4 separate regions of the Homo sapiens genome follow, and regions 1, 2 and 3 are each linked to region 4. The links are chromatin loops, found by intact Hi-C in ENCODE. Cell type or tissue: CD4-positive, alpha-beta T cell. All regions are shown on one strand.

Region 1 (5,000 bases), 630 kb after region 4:
AATGTGGCTTCAGGCTGTTGTCTTTTACTTAATTTGAGATGACTGCAGTCTGCATGAGTTGTATTCCCATTTATCAATCCCACAAATATTTGAGTGATTGCTGTGTGCTACAGTGATAGTCCTTGGGATAAAGAAGATAGAGAAAAGACCCTATTAGTGTGGGTTTTACATTTTGGTGGCAGAGATGAACCTAATAAGTTTTGTGTGTGTGTGTGTGTGTTTGTGTGTGTGTGGCGAGAAAGAGATAATGGTAAATGCTAAGAAGGGAACATAAATCAAGGTAGGAGTTTCAGTGATACAGAAAGGAAGGTAACAGAAGTTGATTTCAAAAGTCCAAGTGGAATGTAAGGGAGTGTAAGGGAAAACTTCCCCTTTGCTCTCAGGTTTCTCTAAAAATTCAACTGAAAATAGGCAGATTAATAGGAGGAAAGTGATACAAATTTATTCGGTCATGCTTTTACATGACAAAGGAACCTTCAGAATTAAGACCCAAAGTTACAGGGAAAACTATTTTTATGCTTAGGCTCAACAAAATATGCACAGCTGAGTAGAAATAGGACTGGACAAGAAGGGCATGATCTAATGCTCATAGACTGAGTGGGGAAGCCCAGCGAGGCCTGTCTGGATTCTTTCCTTCTGGATAGGGGAAAGAACCCTTCCTGGAATGGGGTCTTACAACCTACCAGCAAAACAAAGGAGGTCAGATACATTTTTTTTTTTTTTGGAGACAGTCTCTCTCTGTCACCCAGGGTGGAGTGCGGTGGCGCGATCTTGGCTCACTGCAGCCTCCGCCTCCCGGGTTCAAGCAATTCTCCTGCCTCAGCCTCCCAAGTAGCTGGGAATACAGGCGCACGCTGCCACATCTGGCTAATTTTTTTTTGTATTTTTAGTAGAGACGGGATTTCACCGTCTGGTCTCGAACTCCTGAGCTCAGGCAATCTGCCCGCCTTGGCCTCCAAAAGTGCTAGGATTACAGGTGTGAGCCACCACGTCTGGCCTTTTTTTGTTTGTTTGTTTGTTTGTTTGTTTGTTTTTTGAGACTGAGTCTCACTCTGTCGCCCAGGCTGGAATGCAATGGTGCGATCTAGGATTACTGCAGCCTCCACTTCTCAGGTTCAAGCGATGCTTGTAGCTCAGCCTCCGGAGTAGCTGCAGGCACCTGCCACCACACCTGGCTAATTTTTTGTATTTTTAGTAGACAGGGTTTCACTACGTTGGCCAGGCTGGTCTCAAACTCCTTACCTTAGGTGATCCGCCTGCCTCAGCCTCCCAAAGTGCTGGGATTACAGGCATGAGCCACCGCACCTAGCCCAGATAATTTCTTTTTCTTTTTTTTTTTGAGACTGAGTCTCGCTTTGTCACCCACGCTGGAGTGCAGTGGCGCAACCTCCACCTCCCTGGTTCAAGCGATTCTTCTGCCTCAGGCTCCTGAGTAGCTGGGACTACAGGCATGCGCCACCACGCCTGGCTAATTTCTGTATTTTTAGTAGAGACGGGGTTTCACCATATTGGCCAGGCTGGTCTCGAACTCCTGACCTTGAGATCTGCCCGCTTTGGCCTCCCAAAGTGGTGAGATTACAGGCGTGAGCCACCGTGCCAGGCCAATAATTTCTTTATGGCCAGTTTTTTCACAGAAAGGTGGAGAGAGAGTAATATTTTTAGGTTTTATGGCTGACTGTGGAGAAAAGGGATTCCTGTTTCTATGCTCCGTCATGGGCAAGAGGGATTCTTGAGTTTCTATGGCTAGCCTCAGAGAATCAGAGATCAGAGAGGGAGCAGAAGGTCAGAGAGAAACTTGCTTCTGAGGCTGCCTCTGGGGCCTTCATTTTGGGGTTTCGTTTTCAGAGCCTCAACAGGAGCAAGCCATGCACATAGGTGGAGGAGATAGGCCCTCATAGAGGGCACATAATGAGTGGTCAATAAAAGTTTGCTGAGTGAAGGCCGGGCGCGGTGGCTCACGCCTGTAATCCCAGCACTTTGGGAGGCCGAGGCGGGCGGATCACGAGGTCAGGAAATCGAGACCATCCTGGCTAACACGGTGAAACCCCGTCTCTACTAAAAATACAAAAAATTAGCCGGGCGTGGTGGAGGGCGCCTGCAGTCCCAGGTACTCGGGAGGCTGAGGCAGGAGAAGGGCGTGAACCCGGGAGGCGGAGCTTGCAGTGAACCGTTATAGCGCCCAGCCTCCAGCCTGGGCAACAGAGCGAGACTCCGTCTCAAACAACAACAACAACAACAACAACAACAAAAACAGCTTTCTGAGTGAAGTTGTATGTGGACATGAATGGCCCAGGCAAACAGTGAACAGAGGAATGGGACAGTGTTCTTAGTTAGGACTCTGACCCTAACTTCCGGGAAAGTAAACCAACATTCAGGACGTACCGGCCATCGGACCGCAACATTCAGGACGTACCGGCCATCAGCGGGTGCCTGTTTTGCAGGGCTGCTAACCCGGGTCCCCGACACGTTTCTCTGCCCACGGTAGCCAGCCCCGCTGTCCTTCGGCCTGGACGCGGTCCTGTGCTGCCACCTGCCTCCGAGGGGCAGAGAAAGTGGGAGGGCCGGGCCAGAATCCCTCCCGCCAAAACTCCTGCCCGGTGCGGAGAGGCGCCCGGAGCCCAGGGCGCTGTGCGGAGCGGGTGTAACTCCCCAGGCCTGCCCCGCCGCCTGCCTCCACCGTCCCGCGGACGCCTTTCCTCCCTCCCGCGGCGTGGGAGCCTTCGCCGCGCTCCGGAACTCTGCTGCTCCAGCGAAGTTCCCGGCCGGCCGCTGGAGCTGCGGGAAGCGGAAGTGCTCGTTGGGGGTGCACAAGGCGCGTTCGAGCAGCGGCGACCGACGCGGCGAAGGAGCGCGCCATGGAGCATGTGACAGAGGGCTCCTGGGAGTCGCTGCCTGTGCCGCTGCACCCGCAGGTGCTGGGCGCGCTGCGGGAGCTGGGCTTCCCGTACATGACGCCGGTGCAGGTATCGGTTCCCTGGCGTGGGGGAGTGAGGCTGGGAGAGGGGCAGGCACCCGCTGCATCGGACCCACAGGAGGTGATCGGACAGATCTGAGCCCTGGGGCGCTCATCCCTCCAGCTGGGGCTCTTGCCTTGTCTCCAGCTGCCCAGACTGGCGGAATGCGGAGCTGCCCGGCCAGCGAGCCGGCAGAGGGGCCGCGACCCACCCCGCCCTCGGGTGCTGTGGTCTCAAGCCTGGTTCTCATCCTGGCCCTGCTCGCTGTAGCTGTGAGACCTCGGGCAAATGGCTTAACCTCTCCGTGCTTCATTTTCCTTCTCTGTGAAATGACGAAAAAATAACACCCTCCTTATGGGGTTGCTGTGGGGACTAAATAAACCAGTCGGCACACTATGGGAGCTCAGTAAGGGTTACCGTTGTTATGCATCTCTTCAAGAATATTTCTTGAGGACCTGCTATGTGTCAGGAACTCTTCTAGGCTCTGGGGAGTTTGCAGTATTGGCATCTGCTCATAGCCTTACTTTCTAGTGCAAGAGCTAGAGAAAGGATAATTTCAGCTGCTGGTAAGTGTTATGAAAGAACTAAGACGGTTGTGATAGTGTCGCGCGAGGACTGCAGAGGAGGTGAGATAGGGTGTTAAGGAAGGCCTCTCTGAGGAGGTGCATTGAGCTGAGACCTCAGTGATTGAGAAGGAGCTGGCTCTGAGGTGACTAGGGGGAGATTATTCCACTGGAGAGAAATACCAGTGCACATAAATGCCCTGCGGCAGGCTGCAAATAGTTTGAGCAGCAGAAAGGAGGCCTTTGTGGCTGAACATCAAGAGTAGTGTAAGAGATGGATTGTGCAGGGTCTTGTAGGCGCTTGGATTTCATTCTAAATGTAGTGGGAAGCCATCTTATCTGGGAGGATGTTTAGGAAGGGAAGGGCTGTGATTTCTCTGTAGAGAGTGGCCTTTCCAGGCATAAGAGATGAAGCAGGCAGGTCGCTTAGGAGGCCATTGTCAGGTAAGAGATGATGGTGACTTGGAGTAGGGTGGAACCAGTGGATACTGAGAAGTCACATTTGGGATAGCTTTAAGGTTGCTAAGGGACTGGAAGTGGAGGTTAGGAAAGAAAAGACTACAGGACCTGAGGTTTTTATTCTTTTTTTTTTTTTTTTTGAGATGGAGTCTCGCTCTGTTGCCCAGGCTGGAGTGCAGTGGCGCGATCTCGGCTCACTGCAACCTCCGCCTCCTGGGTTCAAGCAATTCTCTGCCTGAACCTCCCAAGTAGCTGAGATCACAGGTGCCTGCCACCATGCCCGGCTAATTTTTTGTATTTTTAGTAGATACGGGGTTTCACCATCTCGGCCAGGTTGGTCTTGAACTCCTGACCTCCTGATCCACCCGCCTTGGCCTCCCAAAGTGCTGGGATTACAGGCTGAGCTACCGCACCCGGCTGATTTTTATTAGTAGCTGAGTGAATGGTGTTACCATTTCCCAAGAATGACTGGCGTGCGTATCAGGTTTCAGAGGGAAAGTCAAGAGTTCTTTTTTTTGTTTTTTGTTTGTTTGTTTGTTTTTAACTTTTTTGAGACGGAATCTTTCTCTGTTGCCCAGGTTGGAGTGCAATGACACGATCTCGGCTCACTGCAACTTCTGCCTCCCGGGTTCAAGCTATTCTCCCATCTCAGCCTTCCAAGTAGCTGGGGTTACAGGCATACACCACCACGCCTGGCTAATTTTTGTGTTTTTAGTAGAGACGGGATTTCGCCATGTTGGCCAGACTGGTCTTGAACTCCTGACCTCAGGTACGCCCGCCTTGGCCTCCCAAAGTGCTGGGATTACAGGAGTGAGCCACTGCGCCTGACCACAAGAGTCCTGTTTTTAAACACTGAGCTGGGTACAGTGGCACCCGCCTGTAGTACCATTTGTTTGGAAGGCTGAGGTGGGAGGATCCCTTGAGCCCAGGAGTTCAAGACCAGCCTGAGCAACATAGTGAGACCCGCATCTTCGAAATTAAAATAAATAATGGCCGGGCACGGTGGCTCACGCCTGTAATCCTA
Region 2 (5,000 bases), 1.5 Mb before region 4:
CACCAACTACAGAGATGGACGGGGCAGCAGCAGCCTCCCACCAGGGCCTCCCTCCGACGGGTCCTTTCATCCAGCAGGTGGGCAAGTCTACTTGTTCATCCACACTCCAGGACTTGGCAACCTCTCCTCATGAAGGATCTTCTCCTTTGGTGCCAAACCCATTCAGCAGGGTGGGACAGAGGTACAGAGAAACTTCGAGAAGAGCTGGGTCTGGAGCCTGCAAGCTGGAGACTCCAGAGACCCTCGCTGTGCTTTGGAAGATGCAAATGCTTTCGAGGTCCTCAGAGGAAGCCACTCTTCTCAGGCTCAGGCTGAGAAAACTGTTGAGGAAAGCATGCAGGGAGGCAAGGAGAGTGTCCCCCAACTACGGGGTACCTTAGCTGACAAACACCTTCTCTGTTGGGACTACGAGACAAGCCTGCCCCCCACTGCCCTGGCTTAGATGTCGTCTCCCTCAGTGCACTGAGTGGGAAAAAAAAATCATCTTAAAGTTAACAATACAACCTCAAGTCGTTGCTAAGGACTCCACAAGTGCCACAATCGGCTTGACCAATGTGAGAAGGAGGAAGAAAAAATTTGGCTACAGTGAATACAGGTTTGTTTGTTTTTGTTTTTGTTTTTGTTTTTTTGAGACAGAGTCTCACTCTCGTCGCTCAGGCTGGAGTGCAGTGGCACGATCTCGGCTCATTGCAACCGCAACCTCCGCCTCCTGGGTTCAAGCGATTCTCCTGCCTCAGCCTCCTGATTAGCTGGGATTAAAGGCACCGGCCACCACGCCGGGCTCACTTTTGTATTTTTAGTAGAGACAGGGTTTCACCATGTTGGCCAGGCTGGTCTCGAACTCCTGAGCTCAAGTGATCCACCCGCGTTGGCCTCCCAAAGTGCTGGGATTACAGGTGTGAGCCACCGCGCACGGCCTACAGGTCCTCTCTTAACAGAAGTTTCTCTCAGGAGTGGCAGGACCCGAAAACATGTTTTTAAGCCCAGAGACACAATAAGTCTTGCAGTGTCAAAGATTGTATCTACAGGCCATAGGGTATGACCAAATTTAAAAAACAAACAAAAATCAGCTAACAGGAACCCCAATCCTGAAACACCAAAGCTCAGTGGAGACATCAAAGCCCAGCTGACACAGAATACTGACATCCTACGAATGAATGACCAAATGCCCCAGAAATGGCAAACTGTCGCAGGATTAAGTAGACTCCAAACTGAAATGAAAATGTTCAAAGCAGGAATTGAAGTGTGATCTATGGAACAAGACTTTGAGAGCCATTCACACGTAGGGCTACTGACTTAATAAAAGTTCAAGCCAAAAGCACTTGAATCGTCCCTGGGTTAATCCAATCCGAAAGAGCCGTGAGATTCCTAACACCTCAAAACGCACACGTGCCTGAAAATTCTCCAACAAAGCTGAGAAAATAAAAATCAACTGCCTGTTAGGTAAAACCACTTAATACTACGTATAATACGATTTAAGCGCAGCCTATAGAGCACTTCCTCAATTGCACCTAATGATGAAAAAAAAAAAAAGTTACCACATTTTGGCTGGGTCATTCCACAACACCTTTATCCCACCAGGATTATAAATAAGCGTTTTATGCACCCAAGTCCGTCCAATGCCACATGCTAACTCAATCCATCCCATTCTTAATTCCTCGGACAGGTCTACCTGGCCTGCGTCCTGTTCCAAGTATTATTTTGCAGATTATACTTCGTAAAACCTCAACTTTTTTCGCCTTCTTCCTAAACACGAACCTTCCCGGAGTAAATTCACGCCGTAAACACACCCAGGGCTTTGTTTTACACACAGATTTCTCCCCCTGGTCCCGAGAGAGGTTGCTTTTCCTTCTGAATCCACCGAGGCCAACTCCTGCCATCTGGGGTCGCGGCTTCCTCCGCCGCCGCCGCCGCTGCCGCCGTGCGGATTCGCCCGGGTTCCGGGTGGCCCGCGCCGGCCCGCGGCTCGCACCCCTTCCTGTCTCCGTCTGCCCACGGCGGGCGGCGGGCGCGCGGCGCCCAGACAAAAGCTCGGGCCGTCGGGCCCACGGGCCCCGGGAGCGCTCCAGCCCCGAAGCCGAGGGTCCTGGCACAACTTTGCGAACGCAGAGGCAGGAGGTGCCGGCGCCCGCGGGGTCCGGGTGCTCCCGGGGCAGCCGGCACGCGCGTGGGCCGCGGGCGAGGGCGCCGGGGGAGGGCGCGGCGCGCCCCGCGGCCGCCGGCAACTTGCCCCGGGCCGTGGCCGGCGCCCGGCAGGCCCGCCCGACGGCGAGGCCCGGCGGCCCACATTGTCCCCGCGGTGCCCGATGGCCCCCAGTGCGCTCGCTCGGCCGCACACGCCCCCTGCCCGGGCCGGCTGCGGGCCTGCCGCGCTCCTCTACGCCCCGCTCGGGCCCGGCCCCGGCCGCCCCGCCGGCAGCGGCAGCAAAACTTTCTCCTCATCGCGGCGGCGGCGGCGTCGCGGCCGCCCTCGGCGCGTCAGACAGGCGGTCGGGAGGTCGTGCGGCGGGTCCCTCCCTCAGCCCCACCCCGGGCCGCCGACCTGGTCCGGCTCCGATTCATAGTCGTCGTCCTCGGCGCTCACGGACATGGCCATGGCTCATGGTGGGCCCAGGCTCGCGCGCGCTGACATGGCTGGAGCGGCGCCGCCGCCGCCGCCCGCCCGGAGCAGGCTCGGCTCGCCCTGGCTCGGGCTCGGGCTCGGGCTCGGGCTCCCGCTGCCGCGAGGAGGGAGCCGCGCCGCGCGCCTCGCACGCCCGCGCTGGAGGGGGCGGGGAGGGGCCGGCGGGGGAGGGCCGGGGCGCCATGCATATGCATGAGGCGAGCCAGGAAGGGGCTGGCCCCCCGGGCGGGCGGGCCAATGGCGCGGCCGCGGCGCTGGGGCCGCACACAAAGGGAGCCCGGCCTGCGGTGACACGGGGGCGGGCCGCCGAGGGCGGTCCCTCGCGGCCGGAGCGCGGGGACTGGGGCTGCGTGGGGGCGTGCCCCGCGCCCCGCCCGGCCCGGCCTGGCCCGCGCGCCGCGGGATGCACATGGGTGGCTGCACGCCGCCACCGCTGCAACAGGAAATGCGCGCCCGGCCTGGGGTGGGGTCCTTTGTGTGGTCCCGTGGGGCGTCTCGCGGAAGCCCGGGGGCGCCCGGGCCGTGGGGGACGACTCTGCACCCGACGCCAGGAGCGGGTCCCCAGGTCCCTTGCAGCAGGCACACGGGCTGCCGGGTTTGCACTCGCTGCAGGACCAGGACCTGAAGCGCACGAACCCGGGAACCCCCGACCCAGAGCCTGCAGGACCGCTGGCCTGGATAAGCTCTGAGAGCCCAGTCTCCCCCGACGCGGGCGGTTGGGCTGGGCCGGCCTCCTGGCGCTGCACCTCCGGCACTCGGGTTCGCCTTTGCAGGGTCAAGTAGTGCAGGCGGGAGTTCCACTCGAGTCGCCTGACGGGGGCTGTCAGAACGCCCTGACTCTACCCTGAGGTGGGCGCCCCCTCCCTTGGACAGGTACCGCCTTCTGAGTTGACCTCCGAAAGGTGGAGGACGTCGCAGGCCAGAACCCAGCTCTCCTAGGAGACTGGCTGCCCCTTAGGCTGGCTGGGGAGGTGTGGGTTTCTGAATTCTTAAGCTGCAAAGGTTCCTAGTGCTCACTCCAGCTGCAGCCCACTCCTGAAGAAAAGTGTTGCTAGAAATCCAGATAGATCTTCATTCATTCAAAAAAAAAGTCTATCGGGCACTTAAGCCAGCAGCCTCTCTGAAAGAGCTCATGACCATGAGCTAGAACGACCAAAGCTGTTATAAGCATCAAAACCAAAGCTAAACACAAGCTAAGGAGGACTTGGCATACATATCATCCACCTGTCCAAGGTAACACTAAATATGCACACCTGTACCTGTTCAGTTTCTCCATCTATACAAGGGGAAGGATTTACCAAGGGATGGATAACCTTCTGTAAAAAGATCAGAGGCTTTCCCAAGAATAAGCCATGAAATCAGGTGATCAGCTCTGCAATGGCCATCTGTTAGTCACGTCCAGGCCACTGGCCACGAAATCCAGTGAGAACAGAAGGGATGGGCAGGCTGGTCCTGGCCTGGCCTTTCAAAGAAGGCAGGCTGTGTGCCGGAGACCTTGTAAACAAAACTCAGGAGGCTTCTAGCAGAGTCGGCAAAAGTGAATAAGCAGGGATGTCAGTTTTACTGAGTGGATTTTAAAGTCTGAAATTTACACACCCACTATAGAAAAAATCCCAGTCGACTTGCTCTTTGCCGAAACGTATCTGTTCTGAGTTTCCTTCCTTACTCTCCTTTTTTTGAGACAGACTCTCACTCTGTCGCCCAGGCTGGAGTGCAGTGGATCTCGGCTCACTGCAACCTCCACCTCCTGGGTTCAATCGATTCGTGTGCCTCAGCCTCCAGAGTAGCTGGGATTACAGGTGGGCGCTACCACGCCCAGCTAATTTTTGTATTTTTAGTAAAGAGGGGGGTCTCACCATGTTGGCCAGGCTGGTCTGGAGCTCCTAGCCTCAAGTGATCCACCCACCTCAGCCTCCCAAAGTGCTGGGATTACAGGCATGAGCCACCATGCCCGGCCATCACTCCCCTCTTATTTTTCAGAATCTTCTCAAAGTTGCAACAGAAACAACAAGCAAAAGAATACACCCTAACCCCCCCACCCCACCCCACATCACTCCATTCCCAAAGGTCTCAGCTTTTTAAAAGCTACCTTGATGGCTGGGCGCGGTGGCTCACGCCTGTAATCCCAGCACTTTTGGGAGGCTGAGGAGGGTGAATCACCTGAGGTCAAGAATTCAAGACCAGCCTGGCCAACATGGTGAAACCCAGTGTCTACTAAAAATACAAAAATTAGCTCGGTGTGGTGGTGCGCACCTGTAATCCCAGCTACGTGGGGGTGCTGAGGCAGGAGAATCACTTAAACCTGGGAGGCAGAGGTTGCAGTGGGCCAAGATTGTGCCACTGCACTCCAGCCTGGGCGACAGAGCGAGACTCCATC
Region 3 (5,000 bases), 750 kb before region 4:
TTAATATATCTGCTCAACTGTGAAAAGATGCCGGTACTGTGGGGGAAGGGATGGGAGCACTGGGAAAAACTATGGTAGCTTGTCTAATGCTTCACCGCCCACTTGAGACTTCAAGAGGACACGGTACACTAGATAAGAATCACTGCACACGACAGTACCTGTGCAATAGGAACCGCACACAGGGTTACTCCAAAGCCAATCGTCACAGTTTTGTGCCATGGTCTTATCAATTCTGAGAAACACCGCTTCTTAAAGTTAGCCACAACAGGAACACACAAACACTGTCTGTACCTGGAAGTAGAAGTCAGATTTCATAAGGCACGACCGCCAATCTGTAACAGGCTCTTGGATTTACTTGCAGGGGCTGTAAACTCAAACTCGAGCCAAGCAGGAACCTAAATGAGGATGCAGGACAGCTGAGGGGTTTTGAAATTTTCAACATACACCAAGTTTAAAATGTTGCCTCAGGCAGGGTGTTGGTGGCTCACGCCTGTAATCCTAGCACTTGGAAGGCCAAGGGCAAGGCGGGAGGATCACTTGAGCCCAGGAGTTCACGACCAGCCTGGGCAACATGGCTGGCAACATGACCCCGTGTCTATTAAAAAAAAATAAGTAAATAAAGGCCGAGGCGGGTGGATCACTTGAGGTCAGGAATTCGAAATCTGCCTGACCAACATGGTGAAACCCCATCTCTACTTAAAACACAAAAATTAGCCCGGAGTGGTGGCACGCTCCTGTAATCCCAGCTACTCGGGAGGCTGAGGCAGGAGAATCGCTTGAACCTGGGAGGCAGAGGTTGCAGTGAGCCGAGAGCGCCCCACTGCACTTCAGCCTGGGCAACAGAGCGAGACTGAGTCTCAAACAAAACAAAAAGAAAAAAAAAAATTAGCCGGGCGTGGTGGCGGGCGCCTGCAATCCCAGCTACTCGGGAGGCTGAGGCTGAGAATCGCTTGAAGCCGGGAGGCACAGGTTGCAGTGAGCTGAGATCTCGCCACTGCACTCCAGCCTGGGCGACAGAGGCAGATCTTGTCTCAAAAAAATTAAAATAAAATAAAATGTTGCCTTTAAACTTTTTAGAAACGGATGCCACAATAACCGCTCCTGCAGGCAGAATTTAGCTCTGGACCCCTGGCCTGGGTGCCAGTTGTGTGTGACGGTCCCGCTACAATCGCCCAGGAGCCTGCAGCGCTAGGTAGAGAGCCCTGCGCCAGCTCCCCCGGCCCCTTCTGCCCTCGGGAGGACGTCTTCAGACGCTCGTCTCCCTTCCCGGACTCCCCCCATGCCGTGTCCCTCCTCCTCTCCACGTCTCCTCAGGGACTTCGAGTGGCTGACGAGGGCTGGTCAGGAGGCGGAGCAGCCCCAAGAAGGCAGCCCGGGGTCTCGGGGACTCGTTTCTAGAAGATGGACGAACTGAAAAGGAAGCCGGGCTTGACCCAGGGGGCGGAGGCGGGGCTGTCCTCAGTCCTCCCGACCGGAGCGAGACGCCGCGACCCAGCTGGGCGGACGAGAGATGAGCGCGTAAGGAAGGCGGGCGCCGTGGGCCGGGCCACAGCGCTGTCCGCGTCGGTCCCTCCCTCTGGTCCTGTCCCCTCTACGCGGCCGCAGCGGTACCTGAAGAATGAAGTTACGCTGCGCGACAGCCAACTCTTCAGAGCCGCCATTGTGCAGCGCGCGGACGCCAGACGCACACGCCGGAAGTGACGCAGCTTCGTGAGCGCGGAGCGGGGCACGGCCTCCACCTGAGAGCGCCTCGCCCCATAGCCACGCCCCCACCCAAGGAAGCAGTCGGGATTGGGCAGGCAGGGGGAAAGGGGGCGAGGCTTAGGGCAAAGGCTGTAACGGCCGCGCAAGGCAACCAACCGCCGGAACTTCCGCGCGGGGCGGGGCATATGCAGGGCCTGAGGGCGCGGAGGTGGGTCCGGCGCGGAGCTGAGTCGGGCGCCGTGACGCTGGCGGGTGGGCGGGGACTCAGTTCGGGCCAGGGCTTGAAGGGAATTTCCTGGTGAGTTAGGGAGGCGGGGCCGGGCGGGAGGCGGGGCCGGGCGGGAGGCGGGGCCGGGCGCGGCGACGGCGCTGTCACTTCAGCACCAGGAAGTAAGTGGTCCAGCCGGCCAGCAGCAGCGCCCCGATGAGCACCGTGTAGCTGAGGAGCACGAAGGCGAGCAGCTCCCGCAGCAGCTGCAGCACGTGGACGGTGGACGAGGCCGGCATCGCGCTGCGCGGGAGCCCCAGGACGGTCGGCGGCCTGCCGGGCTGGCGCCGTCCCAGAGGGGCGGACGGGAACACACGAGGTCCTGGCCCTCGAAACAGCAAACGAAGGCCAGGAAGCCCACAGTGCCGACCTCCCCAACAGCCTCCTGGACGCTCGCTTCTCGGTTACACTGGAGAATCCTTCTCAACCCAAACTGCCCTCGTTCTTCGGCTCTGATCCGGGCTGAGGAGGCAGAAGCCCGGCTCTTCCCCGCGCCCCGCAGCTGCATGAGTTTTCCTCCCTGGCCCGCTCCTCCCACCACCTCCTGCATTTTTAATGCTGTGAGTGCCGCTAATGCGCTGGTGGAGTAAACCTTTCTTTTCCCGTCACTCAAGCTGCAGCCCCAGCTGCGGCCCTGGCTGGAAGGGGAAGGGGAGAGAGACCCATTTGGGCAGGAGGAAGGCACAGGCCCAAACCTGCTCTTCTGTGAGTCCCCTGGCCCCAAGGCTTGCCAGCAGCAGAGCTGGAGGATCTTTGCTTTGTGGTCCAGCATGCTTGCCTTCTGGCCAGCTGGGACTGCAGGGTGCCAGGTGGTGGGTGGGCATCAATCCGATCCTGGGCTCACCCCCGCCACCGTGCTCTGTGCATCTGCCCCAGCCCTGCTAACTTCCACCAGAGACGACATCAGACAGTAAGAACCCCACACCAGCTCATCAGACAGTAGGAACCCTACAACACCTCCAATGCTGCTTTGCCCAGCCACTCCCCACAGTGTCAGGCACTGGCTTCCTTCTCTCCCCACCTCACTTACTTGGCAAAGTTTCCACGAATCTTCCACCCTGAAGCTCCGCGGTTCTGTCTGCTCTGGTGCCCAAAGGTAGCTTGTGTGTATTCTGCGATCTCGGCAGAACTGAGATTTTCAAGCAGCGGCACTCAACAACTAGGTGTGGTCTAGAGACCAATTACAACCTCCGCGTGGTCCCCGAGCTCTCAGGGAGCTGCGCACAGGCGTTCCTAGCCCAGGCGGGGCGCTGGCAACCCTGCCCGCCCTCTGCCTGTGTCGCCACCACAGCCCACAGGGCTCAGATGTGGTTTCACAGACCCAGATGGGCTGAGCAGGCGGCACACTAGTGGGTATTTCAAGCCCCTTCTTGTTTTTTTCTGAACATTGTAAGGGGTTATGGGGTTATAGTGCGAACAGTTTCGTTTCTAACAAACACATTGAGAGCAGTCCCATCTCCTCCGAGTCTGGGCACCAGAAGAACCACTGGACAGTGTTCACTTGCGACCGCCCAACTACTAAAGCAAAAGCTGTTGTCTTAAAAAACATGCAAGTGCAAGCATGCACGGGTGTGAGAACCAAGCTTAAGTGACCGAGATCTCCTGAGTGCTTGATTCCGATTTACAAAGAGTTTTGCAGCTTACAGACTCATTATACAGATACTTTCCCAATGTGACACTTCCAATTTCACCTCCTCACAATGTGAGGCAAAAGGAGCCAGTGAGGATTTCTGCAAAGAACAGACACTTTCCCAGATGCAACAACAAAGGAAACGAAAGCATAAACTATGCTGCTTCTGATTATTTTGCTCGTTGCCGTAGTTTTTAGTTCAAGACTGTTTTCTGACCTTTGAAAAGAGCAGGCAGTGTGGACATCAACCCTTTTATCAACATCATCATCCAGAAGCAAATGGCTCCTTAATTTAATCAGGATCTCTTATTATCAAATTATTGCCTTGGCCACAGTGAGGCTGAAAACAGGAGCAGAACATTATCAAGCTGCTCAGGAAGCCAGTGAGTAGTAATTACTCCCCCAGAGAACTGGTCATCTTCCGTGTCCTACCTAGTGGCAACGGAGTACAGCTGAGATTTATACCCTCCTCCACACCAAAATAATGGATGAAACAGACAGGCTATTAAAAATAGGCCTGATTCTGTTCCCTTTTAACCCTCACATCCTTCAAATGGATGTCTCCAGGCAGTTAAGTGTTCTAGCCTTTGCGGCCCCTTGTTACCGCCTGATTTTGGGTGTTTTACAGCAACGGAGGAACTTAAGCAAAGAAACACTATGTGGCTTGAAATTCACACTAATCCATTTAGAAATAAAAGAATCTGAGAAATTTTAAATAATTGCCTTTTTCTTCTGTTGTCTGACAAAAAAGGTATCCTCTATTTTCTATAGGATGTCATCATTAAACCACGACTGAATATATCACAGTCTACAATAAATTCAGTCTAAAGAAGATCATCTATGTGATGTCTGCATTTTTTTGCCTCACCATCTTTATCATAGTCCCTCTTACTGTCTGCTTTAGACATCCAGTTCATTTTGATATTTTAAAAAGAGTATTTCAGCTGGTGTGGTGACTCACACCCATAATCCCAACACTTTGTGGGGCTGAGGCAGGAGGGCTGCTTAAAGCTAGGAGTTCGAGACCACCCTAGCCAACAGAAAATTAAAAAGATAATAAATTTAATGAAAAAGAAAAAAAGAATTATTTCTCTTGAGGCCAGGAGTTTGAGCAACAAAGACCCTGTCTCTAAAAGGAAGAAAAAAAAATTGCTGGGTGTGGTGGTGCTTTGCTATAGTCCCAGCTACTCGTGAGACTGAGGCAGGAGGACTGCTTGAGCCCAGAAGTTCAAGGCTGTGGTGAGCTATGATTGTGCCACTGCACTCCAGCCTGGGCAACAGAATAAGACCTCATCTCAAAAAAATAATTTCTTCTTGAATTAAACTCTGCTCAATACAAACACTTCCTCCTGGTGACAGGCTGGTCTTTAGTGTACAACTGAGAACAAGACCGACCAA
Region 4 (5,000 bases):
GATAATTTTGTTATATTTTTAGTAGAGACGGGGTTTCACCATGTTGCCCAGGCTGGTCTCGAACTCCTGACCTCAGGTAATCCGCTGGCCTCAGCCTCCCAAAGTGCTAGGATTACAGGCGTGAGCCACCACACCTGGCCTCTATGTCAATTTTTAAAGTATGTGTAAATATACACATATACAGACATATACATATGATTGCACATTCATATACATATATTCACATACACATATACATACGACTCTGGAATCAAGATACTCTAATTCTGGAGCGTTCTAATTCTGGTCTGCTACTCACTAGGTTTATGACTCTAGACAGATTCCTGTACCCACCTCACTTTCCTTATCTGTAAAATGGGGGTAATAATACCTTAAGCAGTCAACAAAGATACATGTCAGCGCTGGCTGGCAGCACATGTTGATTCAGTACTTGCTGGTAAATATTCTTCTTGCTGCTGCTCCCTTCGGTGACTGAGCCCAGAGTGTCTGGAAGGAGGAGAGGGTCCATGGAGAGGGCCAATCTAAACTGATAAGCAGGCCAGGCGCAGTGGTCTCAGTTCTAGACCAGCCTGGCCAACATGGCGAAATCCCGTTTCTACTAAAAATACAAGGCCGGGCGCGGTGGCTCACGCCTGTAATCCCAGCACTTTGGGAGGCCGAGGCGGGTGGATCATGAGGTCAGGAGATCGAGACCATCCTGGCTAACAAGGTGAAACCCCGTCTCTACTAAAAATACAAAAAATTAGCCGGGCGCGGTGGCGGGCGCCTGTAGTCCCAGCTACTCGGGAGGCTGAGGCAGGAGAATGGCGTGAACCCGGGAAGCGGAGCTTGCAGTGAGCCGAGATTGCGCCACTGCAGTCCGCAGTCCGGCCTGGGCGACAGAGCGAGACTCCGTCTCAAAAAAAGAAAAAAAAAAAAAAAAAAAAAAAAAAAAAAACAAAAACTTTGGGAGGCCGAGGCAGGGGGACCACGAGGTCAGGAGATCAAGACCATCCTGGCTAACACGGTGAAACCCCGTCTCTACTAAAAACATAAAAAATTAGCCGGGTGTGGTGGCGGGCGCCTGTAGTCCCAGCTACTCGGGAGGCTGAGCCAGGAGAATGGCGTGAACCCGGGAGGCAGAGCTTACAGTGAGCCGAGATCGTGCCACTGCACTCCAGCCTGGGCGACAGAGCAAGACTCCGTCTCAAAACAAACAAACAAACAAACAAAAAACAAAAAAATTAGCTGGGCGTGGTGGCGCCTGCCGATAATCCCAGCTATTCGGGAGGCTGAGGCAGGAAAACTGCTTGAATCCGGGAGGCAGAGGTTGCAGTGAGCGGAGATCGCGCCACTGCACTCCAGCCTGGGTGAAACTCTATCTCAAAAAGTAAATAAACAAATAAATAAACTGATAGGTACAACACACTCATCTTGCAAACTGCTGCAAACGGAGAGGGGGTGAGGGTGGGGTGGGGTGCTGCATGTGCCAGGCCTGCCTGGTGGGTGGCTGGGGAGCCGACCTGCCCTGGGCCTCCTGGGGAAAAAGGGCAGTTAGGCGGGTAATGAACATTGATCTGGGGAAATGGATCCTTTCCTAGATAGCAGGGCCTCTCACTATCACTGGGCAATCAAGACGACTGTAAAACGTTAAACACCTTCTCGGGCCGGGCAGCTCTGCACGAGAAAACCCCAAATCCCACATACTTCCACCACTCCCAGAAGCCCTGTGGTGGTTAACTGGGGAACTCTGTAGGGTTCAAACGCCATATTTGCCCCTTACTGGATGTGTGACCTGCGGCGGGTCCCTGTGCCTCTCTGGGTCTCAGTTTCCTCATCTGTAAGACGGTGATATAATAGTACCTAGCTCAAAGGTTTAATGCTGGTAGATTCCTGAGCAAAGGTCCGGGGAGAGAAGAGGCTCGGTCTGCAAGAGTTGTCATTTGTTGGCTGCGGTGAGACCACGCCCCGTCGCCCTCCCACACCTGACCCCGCCCTCCCGCGTCCATTGGGAACGCCACCGGAAGTAATGCGAGACGGAGCGTTTTGGTGGAGACACTCACTGGGGCAATCTGAGGTAATCCAACAGACTGTGGCGGAGGGACCGGAAGCGCCAGGCAGGGACCCGGGGTAGATGCTAAATCCAAACTGAAACGTACAGGGCTGGATGATTGAAGCACCAGCGGGAACTAGTCGGACCTCCGAGCTCTTTAAACTGTCCTCAGCTCGGCTGGTTCTCCACGAGCTCCGGGCAGACGGCGGGGGGTGGGTCGGCGTTTAAGTCAAAGGCCTTGGGGCTCCGAGTCCCTTCCTCTCCCCGTCCTGTGAAGGCACGACCCAGTTCAGCTGTCTGTAAAGTGGAGCCATTAGTCCCTGCCTCGTAGTGGGAAAACTGGGAGGCGGAACGAGGAGGCCGCCGGTCCCAACCCGGCCCAGGAGCATCTTTCTCCGCAGACCGTTTCCTGGCGAGGTGCGTCTTCGTCCTTTTCCGCCCTTGGGAACTTAGAGCGGCCCCTTGGCCGCTGGTTCCGCGCCTCCCGCGGTTGGGGGCGTGCCCGAAGTCTCTCTACGGAAGCTGGTAGGGCTGTGGGTGCTTCACTATGGCGACGGTGGGGGCTCCGCGGCACTTCTGCCGCTGCGCCTGCTTCTGCACCGATAACTTGTACGTGGCGCGCTATGGGCTGCACGTGCGCTTCCGAGGCGAGCAGCAGCTGCGCCGGGACTACGGCCCGGTGAGTGGCCGCTGTCGTCCCTACGGAGCAGTGGGCAGAGAGGGGTAGTGGAGGAGGGAAGTTCGTCCCCAGGGTCGTTTGCTTTGCGCACGCCGCGCACCGTATCTTCAAATACAAGAATGACGGCCTCTCTCTGCCTCGGTTTTCTCACCGTAAAGGGGTAATAGTATCTCCCTGTGAGATTGTGAGGAAGGAATGAACAAGCATGTAGGGTGCTTAGGACAGGGCCGGGCTCAGCTTGCCGCCTCACAGCAACACCAGCCCGGAGCCCTGTCCTGAGCTTGACAGGGTTCCGCAGTTCATTCTCTCCATGATCCTTTGAGGTCGGGGCTCCTCTCCCCATTTTAAGCAGGGGAAACTGAGGCTTAGAGAGTGAAGGGATTTCCTCAGGTCATACAGTCATGCTCAGTGTTCTTTCTGCTCCCAGATCCTGCGCAGCCGAGGCTGTGTTAGCGCCAAGGACTTCCAGCAGCTGTTAGCAGAGGTACCAGTCCCCTGCCCCTGCACAGCTCCTCCTCGTTAGATTTGTGTCCGCAGCTTGAGGACACAGCTTGAGCCTAGCCTCAGTCCCTGATCCCTGAAGGGTCACTTAGGCCCTCACTTTCCTCCTTCCTGCCCCCCACTCATCCCTCCACACCTGAGTCTTGGCACCAGGAGAGAGAAGGGGAAATGCTAAGTTGCTAAGTTGCCTAGTCATGCCGTTCTTAACAGCTCTGTGAGATAAGCACAAGCACCACTCTCATTTTGGATTGAGAAGCTGAGGCTTAAAGAGGGATCCCTTGCCCAAGCTTTTACAGCAGGAGCAGATGTGATCCCAGCCACAGCTTCCAGGCCCCTGGGCTCCTCACACCTTACCATATACCCCGCAGGCTGCTGCCAGGGCTGCTGCCCCACTCCCTCCTCCTCCTTCCCCTGGAGTCAGTGGTGGGAAGCTTCCCAGGAGAGTCCTCAGCAACCTCTGGAACACAGGACTTGGCCATGACTGTCTCCTGTCCCTGTGTGGGCCCAGATGGTTGAGGTACATCTAGGGGTTCTCATCCCAGCTAGGCTCAGGTTGGGGCAGCCTGAAACAGGATGGGTCCCCTTCTAGAAGTCCCTTTCAGCTAACAGTCTGGAACTTGCAGTTGACCCAGATAGATTCAGGAGTGTAGGCTAGACTTGGCTTCCAGCCTGGGCCCTGTCTGGCGTTCTGGGCTTCAGTTTCTTCATCTGTACAGTGGCCTCAGGAGGATGGGAGGCCCCACCTGGTAACAACCCTGTGCCACCCCAGCTTGAGCAGGAGGTGGAGCGGCGGCAGCGGCTGGGGCAGGAGTCAGCAGCTAGGAAAGCCCTCATCGCGAGTTCCTACCACCCGGCACGGCCTGAGGTCTACGACTCACTGCAGGTACCAGCCAGCCAGAGTGCTTGAAGGCCGGTACTGGAAAGAGGAGGTAGCATCCAGGGCTGGGGGTGCTGCCTGCCCCACAGCTGGTGTGTTTTGCTCCCAGGATGCAGCTCTGGCCCCCGAGTTCCTGGCCGTGACTGAGTACAGCGTGTCCCCAGACGCAGACCTCAAGGGCCTTCTCCAGCGGCTGGAGACAGTATCGGGTGAGGTCCTGGCCCTGAGACCTGGCAGGACCAGGGAATGGCAGCCTGGGAAACCTGGGTGTGGGATGCTGGGGTCCCTCCAGCCACCATCTCTGCCTCCAAAAACCAAACCAGCAGGAGCTGGAAGGGTCAGTGGGACCAACCTGCCAGGAGCAGGACATCCGCATTCATTCATTCAATACCTGCCATGAGCCTGGTATCTTCATTCTTTCCTTCACCCTTCCTTCGTGCCCTCATCCAGCAAATAGTGGATATTTGTGTCATGTGTGGGACAGCTGGCACACTCAAACAGGGCTGATCCAAGATCTTAAAGGGACCATTGAGACAGGTATGGGCAGGATAAAGGGACCAGTAAGGAATGGCAAAGCCCGGCCCCCCAGGGCTGGCAACAGGAGGGAGCAGTTACCACCTGGAGTTGTGGCTCTGGGCGGAGGCCTGCGGCCATGCCAAACTCCAAGTAGGGCAAAAAATGCCCCACTTCTCTTCGGATTTCTTGCTGGGCTCACTTATTGGCTAAACCCAGCAGGAAATGCTGGGCAAGGGAGGTTTGCGTGTTGTTTAACCTCTGATTCAGTTTCCTCATCTGTAAAATGGGAGCAACAGTAACCCCCTCTCTTAAGGCACTGCGACGATCAAGTGAGTTAATCTGCATAGAGTGCCTGTCACAGGGCCCGCACGTAGTGTTTGGAAAGTGTTTCCTAT

What was found. Peaks named below come from ENCODE experiments on the same cell type or tissue, not always from the same donor. Only the 100,000 strongest peaks of a DNase experiment are listed, where the experiment ranks them.
Region 1: a loop joins it to region 4, with 5 times the contacts of the local background. A loop is called at or near these places in 12 of 110 quality-filtered maps.
Region 2: it touches region 4 in a loop (11-fold over the local background); 2 of 110 quality-filtered maps call a loop at or near these places.
Region 3: it touches region 4 in a loop (7-fold over the local background); 5 of 110 quality-filtered maps call a loop at or near these places.

The regions. Positions count from the first base shown.
Region 1 is chr12:123,599,294-123,604,293 of GRCh38, forward strand. DDX55 (DEAD-box helicase 55) reads left to right here and starts at 2,806. Exons shown (of 14, transcript NM_020936.3): 1 at 2,806-2,963. The coding sequence starts at 2,856. RefSeq lists a silencer at 3,168-3,277 and an enhancer at 3,518-3,567. In CD4-positive, alpha-beta T cell, CTCF peaks have their summits at 2,578 and 2,778; DNase peaks (open chromatin) are centred at 2,238 and 2,818; H3K4me3 peaks cover 2,136 bases; H3K27ac peaks cover 1,245 bases.
Region 2 is chr12:121,464,616-121,469,615 of GRCh38, forward strand. All of the region lies in intron 12 of KDM2B (lysine demethylase 2B), which reads right to left. Among named protein-coding and RNA genes, the nearest start is that of MIR7107, 23 kb to the left of the region's middle. RefSeq lists silencers at 2,052-2,101, 2,382-3,191. In CD4-positive, alpha-beta T cell, no CTCF peak of the experiment used is centred here; DNase peaks (open chromatin) are centred at 1,466, 2,006 and 2,856; H3K4me3 peaks cover 2,093 bases; H3K27ac peaks cover 497 bases.
Region 3 is chr12:122,224,354-122,229,353 of GRCh38, forward strand. DIABLO (diablo IAP-binding mitochondrial protein) reads right to left here and starts at 1,699. Exons shown (of 6, transcript NM_001371333.1): 1 at 1,612-1,699; 2 at 159-291. The coding sequence starts at 1,661. LOC128125816 reads right to left here and starts at 2,211. Exons shown (of 1, transcript NM_001414998.1): 1 at 2,077-2,211. The coding sequence starts at 2,211. The coding sequence ends at 2,077. It overlaps LOC101593348 (a long non-coding RNA gene), which reads left to right and starts at 2,089. Exons shown (of 1, transcript NR_103497.1): 1 at 2,089-4,439. RefSeq lists enhancers at 101-1,006, 1,416-1,465, 1,476-1,715, 1,769-2,063, 2,013-2,844 and 1 more and a silencer at 2,006-2,145. In CD4-positive, alpha-beta T cell, no CTCF peak of the experiment used is centred here; DNase peaks (open chromatin) are centred at 1,898 and 3,248; H3K4me3 peaks cover 2,712 bases; H3K27ac peaks cover 1,953 bases.
Region 4 is chr12:122,972,673-122,977,672 of GRCh38, forward strand. OGFOD2 (2-oxoglutarate and iron dependent oxygenase domain containing 2) reads left to right here and starts at 2,572. Exons shown (of 7, transcript NM_001304833.2): 1 at 2,572-2,711; 2 at 3,139-3,195; 3 at 3,982-4,095; 4 at 4,199-4,298. The coding sequence starts at 2,580. It also overlaps a transcript of ABCB9 not described here. RefSeq lists an enhancer at 2,017-2,476. In CD4-positive, alpha-beta T cell, no CTCF peak of the experiment used is centred here; DNase peaks (open chromatin) are centred at 2,019 and 2,539; H3K4me3 peaks cover 2,439 bases; H3K27ac peaks cover 2,280 bases.